2 separate regions of the Homo sapiens genome follow, and region 2 is linked to region 1. Evidence: read pairs that join two places in POLR2A ChIA-PET (ENCODE). Cell type or tissue: PC-9. All regions are shown on one strand. Links, peaks and the distances in the headings refer to the core of each region. The heading gives the core; the rest is flanking DNA.

What was found. Peaks named below come from ENCODE experiments on the same cell type or tissue, not always from the same donor. Only the 100,000 strongest peaks of a DNase experiment are listed, where the experiment ranks them.
Region 2: POLR2A ChIA-PET joins it to region 1 with 8 read pairs; 2 of 35 experiments call an interaction of 5 or more read pairs at or near these places.

What each region holds. Positions count from the first base shown.
Region 1 is chr6:83,045,023-83,049,459 of GRCh38, forward strand. All of the region lies in intron 3 of UBE3D (ubiquitin protein ligase E3D), which reads right to left. Among named protein-coding and RNA genes, the nearest start is that of UBE3D, 19 kb to the right of the region's middle. In PC-9, for the core only: no CTCF peak of the experiment used is centred there; DNase peaks (open chromatin) are centred at 2,239 and 2,539.
Region 2 is chr6:82,912,531-82,916,967 of GRCh38, forward strand. All of the region lies in intron 9 of UBE3D (ubiquitin protein ligase E3D), which reads right to left. Among named protein-coding and RNA genes, the nearest start is that of UBE3D, 150 kb to the right of the region's middle. In PC-9, for the core only: no CTCF peak of the experiment used is centred there; no DNase peak of the experiment used is centred there.

The DNA.
Region 1 (4,437 bases), core at 908-3,407:
CAATATTCTATTCCATAAGTACATCAAAACTTTTGAGATGATTCCCTCAACTGTTAGATATTTAGGTTTTGAGTTTTTCATTATCAATAACTCTGTGATGAATGTTCCTGTTAGAATATTTATGAACATATCTATTTTCCTTGGAAAGAATCCTATATAAGTGTGAGATGATAAGCACAAACTATATGCATATTTTAAAACCCAACACCTATTTGGTGAATTTCTTTTCAGAAAGGCTGTGCCAATCTATAATTCTTCCACTCACCCTTTTCATAAATGAATACTATCATTTTTCCATTTCTGCATTAGTAATAGGTAAAAGTATTTTCAATGCTGCTTTAACTGGCAACTCTTAAATTACTGGTGAGATTCATCTAGTTTTGCTACTTATAGTCTACTGTGTTTCTTCTGTGAATTGTGATTAGTGACTATTTTCCAGGGTGGTATTATTATGTTCTTATTAATTTGTAAAAATGTGTTCTATATTAAGAGTATTAGCCTCATGCTTATTAATCTGTTACAAATTTTTTTGGTGTTACTGCCTTTTATTTTGGTTTACGTGTCTTAATGGTCAGATCACCTAACAACTTTCTTCTATAATTTCTTCTATTACTATATTTTAGTAAACTTTTCATTTTGGAATAACTTTAGATTTACAGAAAACTTACAAAGGTAGTGTATTAGTTCCCATATACACTTCACCCAGATGGACCTAAACTTACTATTTTATGGTACCATGGTAGATTTGTCAAAACTACACACTTTGAATTCCACCTGTTTTTCCACTAATATCCTTTTTTTCTGTTCCAAGATCTAATTTATGATAATACTTTGCATTTAGTCATCATGTCTCCCTAGTCTCGTCTGGTCTATAACAGTTTCTCAATATTTCCTTATTTTTCAGACACTTGAGATTTTTGCAAAGATCAGGTATTTTACAGAATATTCTTCAATCTGAGTTAGTCTAATATTGTCTCAAGATTAGGCTGGTGGTATGGATTTGGGGAAAGAATCTCACAGAAGTGAAATGTACCTTTCTCATCACATCAAATCAGAGAATATATCATATCAACACAACTTAGTGATGCTAATCTTGATAACTTCGTTAAGGTGATATATGCTAAGTTCCTCCTTCTAACAAAACACAAATACTAGTAAATTAATGTACATTCAGATGTTATAAGTTAAAACATTTAAAATGTGAATGCTACTTTTTTTTTTTAACAATTCCCCCATGTTAACCATTTTCCTTTGATTTCCCCAATCAACTGAGTTGCATAAAAGGGCAATTACAGTTCAGAAGAGGGTACACAATTTATAACTGCAGAGGACAAAGCTAGAAACAAGAAAGGCTGATTTTAGTTTAACATAAGGAAGAACTTTTCCTTTGAAATTAGTATATGCTGCACCATTGGTATCATCAAAGTGCTGAGCCTGTTAAGCATACTGAGAAGTGATTCTTTCAACGTACATTTCCTATAAGTCTACTATGAATAAGGCATTCTACTGGCACAAAATATGAACACATACAGTCCGTCTCTCTTAAGGTACTCATGTTCTAGTAAGAAATATAGACCTACAAACAAATAACAAAAGCACATGTTATAAATGCTGGTAACAGAGTAACGGTTCTAAATTCTTGCAGTTGGCGGGGGGGGTGGGCGGTGGCACCGGGGGAGCAGTACAGATCCCTTTGAATATTTAAGAAAAGTGTTAGCCTCTTTCCTCAAATGTACATTTCTACAAGCACACAAAATCTGCATATTACTTTAGGGGATTCATGGATCCCCAAGACCAATCCATGAATTCAAGGCAATAAACACAAACTGCTACAAGAATAGATTGTACACAGACTTCAGAGAAGAGGTAACATCTGAGCTGGCCTTTGAAAGATAAATAGTAGTTCTCCAGGCAGTGAAAGGAATTAAGGGCATCATGGAAGAGACAATATGAAGGTAGATGCCATATATGTTTACCTTGCCACTGTATTTCTACTGTCTTACATTGCTCCTAACGTATATCATGAGCTCTTAAATATTTGTTGAAGAAATGAACTAGCGTATTTTGATAACTATAATGTGTGAAGCCCCTGGTTGCGTCTGTTGCACACTGGAATTAAGGGGTTAAAAACCTTTTCCCTTGCTGCTTGAGAATCTGATCTTTGGTTTAGCCACCTAGCTCTGTTACCCTGGAAACCAGGTAAGAGCTTAGGCATCCACAATATTGCTAGGCAACACTGCTTACGGTAAAAATGATCCTTGGTTGGTAAACTGCATCTGAACCAGGAAGAAATATGAATGAGCTGTAAATGTCTGATAGGACACTTTGGCCTTCCCTGAATGCAGTTTCTTCTTGGGAACCCTACAAACTATATCAAGAATTGTTACAAGAGATACTGGCTGCTTAAGGCAGGAGGCTTCTTCTGAGCCAGGGCAGCTCCCGTACCTCCCTGATGTGGAGCTTAGGCTTTGTACCTGGAACTACGTCGTGTGGGGAGACAACAGTCCCCAGAAAGGTATGTGAGCTGTCATTTGTGCAAACATGCAGAGCCCCTGCTGAGAGGAATTCTTGATGCTGCCCTGCTGGCAAGCTGGCAAGGAATGTGGCCTGTGGTAGCCTTGTGAGTCCACATGTTTAGTTAACTTAAAAAGACCCTTGGTGGCCACTAAACACACCTTATTTCATTTAATGCTCGCAACAACTTTGAGAGACAGGAAATACCATTTTCCTGTACAGAGGAGGAAAGTGAGGCTCAGAAATGTTCAATAATCTGCATTAAGCCGGGCTCGGTGGCTCATGCCTGTAATCCCAGCACTTTGGGAGGCCCAGGCGGGCGGATTACGAGGTCAGGAGATCAAGACCATCCTGGCTAACACGGTGAAACCCCGTCTCTACTAAAAATACAAAAAATTAGCCGGGAGTGCTGGCGGGCACCTGTAGTCCCAGCTACTCCGGAGGCTGAGGCAGGAGAATGGCCTGAACCCGGGAGGCGGAGCTTGCAGTGAGCCGAGATCGCGCCACTGCACTCCAGCCTGGGCAACAGGGAGACTCCAGCTCAAAAAAAAAAAAAAAAAAAAAAAAAATCTGCATTAAGTTCACAGAATCAGAAGTGATCAGTAACGGCAGGTCCTTAGAATATATTCCTTCCCTGGCAATGCAGAACAGCCATAGAGGAGGAGACTTGGGCAGGTAGGATGGTGGCAAACTGTGTGGGGTGTTCCAGGCCACGCTAAGGGGTAGGGACTTGGTACCTCAGGTGGGTAGGAAGCATTACAGAATTTTAAACAGAATAACAGGTCAGATTTGAATTTTACCAAGAAGAACCAGCAGAAGAAGAGGGCAAATAAATTGCCTGTTTAGAGTGGGAGGGAGTTAGGCCTAAATAGGTTCCTGGACTTTCTCCATCATTAAGATCTTTTGTCTCCTGACATACTGCATGTAGTGCCAATAAACAAACCCTCAATACAGTGCAAAAGACAACAATGTCAAAACCCCCTACATGATCAGGGAAATAAAATTGCACCAAGATTTACAGAGATCTGGGAGACAACTCACATTAACACAAAATATGATATTTTAAACTTAATGTGACCATATATCATGTGAATAAAAGCTATAATATGTCCTAGAACCATCTACATAAGACAGCAGGAGCAAGAAAGTGCCTAATCTGCAAGTCATTGCAAAGATAAAAGAGTTTTTAAAGCAGAAAAAATTTTTTTGATGTTTTGAAGAAAACATAAAACATTTAAGAACAAAAGATTTTAATCATTGCTTTACTGAAAGCATATTTATCTAAAACCCTGAAAAATATACTTTGATATGATCTACTTCCCAAGAGAACTTTCAAAATAAAATACATACCATTTTTTTCAAGGTTAGTTTTTAGGTAGAAACCTGGTGGAGCTCAAAAAAACAGTGAAACGATTTCCTGAATTTTCTCTCAGCCTAAGATTCTATAATGAACAGCAACACAAATTCACAATAAATTAAAATTTCCTAGTTATTTTTAATGTACCATGAGCATAAACTTTTAGAAAACTTAAAATATCCAAATGATATTGATGTTTAATACTTAAACATATACACAAGAAAATGCATGCCCCTTTAATAGAGGCAAAGAAAAATGAAGAATGTGAAAATAAAGGAACATACATAAGGAAAATAAAATTATGCCCCTTAGCTTTAAAATGATCCATTAATCAGTGATAATAACAATGGTAATAACAGCTTCTACAGACTGGATTATAATCAAGTGGACATTAAGAATATTAGTAACATCAACTATCTAAAGCTCAAAATATGGCTGCTGGAATTAGATAAATTCAGGTGACATTCTCTGACTGGCAGGCCACAAATCCTACAAAACTAGCTTTAGCACTTTAATATTATTACGTACATAGTATGATTTGAGCCATAAAAGTATAATTTTATTCC
Region 2 (4,437 bases), core at 1,139-3,638, 130 kb before region 1:
AATACTCTACTTTCGACTTATAACTACACAGAAGGATTTGGGAAGCGGAATATAAAAGACCTATCAAGAGCTTCAAAGAGTTATGTGGAAAGTTATATGATGTTTTGTTCCTGAAATATAGAAATAAAGTCATACCAGGGTATAATGCTAAAATTTTGCTTTCTGTATTTGCTATTGCAAAATTAGTTCATTTAAACCTTGTAGAATAAACTGCCTTTCACTCACTCATACATCCACGTAGTCATCCTCTGGATGTATTCATTGGGTTCCTCCAATGTGTCAGGCAATAAAAAGCAAATCAAAATAAAACAACAAACAACCTTTTTTTTAAATCCTGAGAATCTTGTCAGTGGTTATTCTCTACTCTAGGCATGCCACTCTCCTCCAAAATGATCTCATACATGGTATTCACCTGCAAAAGATGAGGAGCCACAGTAACAATAAACCTACCTGCAGGCAGATTCACTAAGGTGGACAGTTTTACAGGACTGTTTCACTAGTTATTAACTGAAAGCCCAGTGGCTATGCAATCCAGTGGGGAAAAAGAGGCTTTAGAATCAAATAACCTGTGCTTAGATTCTCGCTCTGTGGTTTGAGGCCAATATGGCTCTGACTTAGCTTCTCTAAGCCTCAGTTTCCTCATGTGAAAAACAGAAATAGCTGCACAAGTACCAAAGGGTGGTTATAATCACTAAGTGAATTAAAATCCACAAAGTTTCTATCACTGTACTGTTGCAAGGTTGACGTCCAATAAATTATAATTTTAGCAGCATCATTATTATGGCTGGGTTTTAGAGCCTGGGAGAAATGACTGCTCCAGGCAAAGAATTCTTTTTTCTCAGAAAAGGAATGACAGGGTTAATTTCAAGTAGGCTGAGGATAACTAGGTTGTAAAAGAAGTGTAGCACATGTCCTAACCCAACCCCTCTTCTCTCTTGAGTTGTGCTCCTACTTCATTTACCCATGACCCACTTATTCATTATCTCCATAGATGCCCCTTTACATTAGCATCCCATTCACTGGGCCTTACCTGTCACCATTATCTTTTCCTCTATCATCCAAACTTATTTAGATACAGTTTAACTCAGGGCATTAGTGTATTACTTTAAATGAGTCAAGGGAAGGGAAGGTGATAAATCAGTTTACTTTTTGCTTGGGGATGGAGGTGATGGAAATGTGAGGAAGAGGACTGGATAGCTGGATCAAAACAAAATAAAACAAAACAAAACAAACCCAGAACTTAATGATTCAAACTTAACAGCAGAAAGTGTCTTTTTACATATAAGTATGTCAATATTGACCTGCTTATCAACTACAACATTCACATCTAGCCTGAGTGAAAGGAAAGGCCATTCCCTCATAAGCTAAAAATGAATAAATGGATGCAAACAGCATATGGTTGGTCATAGAGAGGACTACTGACTTCTCACTTTGGCTCACAGAATTACAGAAGACTACAGCTGAACACAGAACACTAGAGTTTAAGAGACAGAGACACTGAGGCCCAAAAATGTCTTACATGACTTGCTGAAGGCAATCCAGCTACTAGCTGCAGAGCTAAAACCAGAACCTAGATTTCTTTCAGTTTCCTCCAAAACTAATTTAAAATGATGAAGGTATAGTGTGTTTAGGTGGTTAGACTTATATTTTGTTTTTGTTTATTTTTATTTTGTTTAGTGTGAAAAAGATGCAGTCTGACTTTTAGAAAGGGCTTAGGTCTGAGGAATTTATGTGCCTTGGTGATGGTGGAGCAGTCCATGAATGCTTTGAAACAGCACAGAAAATTTCAAGCAGATGCACTCTTTTAAAGGAATAGGACCCAAAGCTTTTATCAGATTCTTAAAGGTGTCAGTGAGCAAAACCAAGTGAAATGCAGTGGATTGGGTAGAGACCAGAGCAATTAGACCAGTGGTTTCCAAGGTGCCACAAGTGGAAATGTGTCCAGTGCAGACACAGACGACATGGGGTAGGGAGAAGTTGGCTGGAAAAGTGGACTCTACTGTGGCACCTCGGCGTCAAGCAGGGCAGCTTTACTTTCTCTCTGCTTTCCAAATTAGTGTTCTGCTCCATTAGCTGAAGGAAAGGCTTCTGCTGCCAGGAGTAGGAGAACTGATATCCTTGTTAGACTGTATCCTATACAATATTAACAAAGCTGTGACTTCCACACTCATTTTTGAAAAAATAATTTATAGCATTCTGCAAAGAGCCCCTTATCTACTGCTGTTCTATTACTTCCCCATTTAGCAATCAAGACGATACCTTTTGCTTCCCAACATCTTTGTGAATGCCTGCTGGTGGTAAGAAAATATGAGCGATGAACTGAAGCTGCTTATGAAAAAGAACCTATGTCCATCCTCTCTCATCCTGAGAGGATAATGGAAATTACTTTTTCCATTTCCCTGGCTTCTCACAGGATGATCTTCATCCCAAAGGTCTGGGTGTTGCTATAGTTGTACCTGAAACCCTGAGTGGATTGCCCACCTTTTTCTCTTTTATAACCTGTGGAATGCTCTCCCTTCCATTTTTTCTTCAGACAATAAAGAGTTGAGGGCATATTTTTAGAAGCAAAAAGTTTTAAGTTTTATAGAATGTTCTATAACTTGGGATAGGGAAAAATGAGATCTAGCAAAAAGTAATAAAGCTTAGGAAGCAGTATATTTGGTCATTTTCAGCCAAAATTAGAGCTCCATGCCTCTAAGACACAGCCTAAATAATGTTGTGTTGCATTAACCTTGAGCTATAATATGGCAAAAGTAGATTACAGGAGATCACAGAAAAAATAGTTATAACAGCAGCAGCTAGCAGGAATATTTTGGCAAGCAATCGCTCTTACAGATTCCATTATAAACATCAGGATCACAGACGGGGCCTGTATGAGTCTGTACAAAATTCGAGTATAAATATTAAATATGTGACTTCACAAATAAGTACCATACTGGGAAATGACCACCCCGCCAACAAGTTTTGTATGTTTGTCTTATTTAGCTTCACCTGCCTCACTGAACGTGTTTCTGAAGGATGGCAGAACCCTGGGGTGGGAGGGGTAGTGAGAGATCAGCTGGTCCAACTCTACCTCTCCCGCCCACCACAGGTGCAACCATTTCTTCTTGTCAACATGCTCTCTTTGAATTATAATTTTTAAAGATATTCTATCATTGAACAGCTGGGCTTACAAACAGTAATGTTCCAGGTGTTGCAAGTTACCTTATAAAAGTGTAAGATGATAATCCTCTTTAAAAGGAACTTATGATCTCACTGGAAACTGAGACAGACACTTGAGCAGCTGTTAGTCATGCTATGTGACAACAGGTAGAGCAGGAAGTGATGCAAATATCAGTGTTGATCTTATTGTCTTCTTTGATATCCTTTACAATACCTAATATTAGGTATATGACAAGCTTGTTGAACAAGAGTTCAACAGAGCACTGGGCTGGGAGATAAGAGCCTGGTCTCTAATAGTCATTGAAGTAGATGTTTACAATTAGAAATGGCATAGTCATAGGGACAAAAGTCATAATCATTTATTTAGTATTTATTATATTCCAAGGACTTGTCATATATTCATTGACTTTATCATTACAATATCCATAAGGTAAGTAATATTCTTATTACACAGATAAGACATCTTCCCTGAGGTCCTGTGGCCAGTGTGTACAAGGGTTGCAATTTCACACCACACCTGTCCAATTTCTAGGCCCATACCCCAGTCCTGCCCAAGTCTAGCCTTTTCTGAGATTCTGTACATCTGTGTCAAAATATCCACTATGGCATTTTCAATTATTAAATATAGCAAGACTCATGAAGTATTTAGACATTACTGACATCTAAGTATGTAATAATATTCTACTTCTTACATTAATACATCTTAACTACTATTACTACAGCAGCTGTAAGACAACATAGAAGAACATAGGTCACACATCTTATTTAGTTTCCAGAGGTTCACACTGAAGGCTGGCACAATCAGAATACATTAATAACTGGTAAATTATGTAGCCATTTTATTTAGCTTCAATAAATGAAATATTGAGTTGAACTTGAGATATGTGAGTACTGAAATGAATAAATATTGTGTTGCTGACTGAAAGCAGAAAATACAAATCTGACAAAGATTTAACGATATGGTTACAAGAAAATTACTGTAGACAAATAACATCTACGTACATTTCAAGTGTAACTTTCAAACAGGAAAAACAAATACAAATGGGATCTATCTCTAGTTCTAAGGACAATCTCATGCTTTCAGCTGAAGGTACAATCACTTTCTGATACGGCAACAAACTAGGGGGTCTTGCATGTAACACCTGTGTGTGCTCAGCTGGACCCCCGATACCAACTTTATTTAGTTTTAGAATGTTTCAATTAATCTACCCAGCTTCCTGCCCTAAGAAGTCAGACACTGGTTATTAAAAGCCACTTTCTCCTATTGTGTCTAAA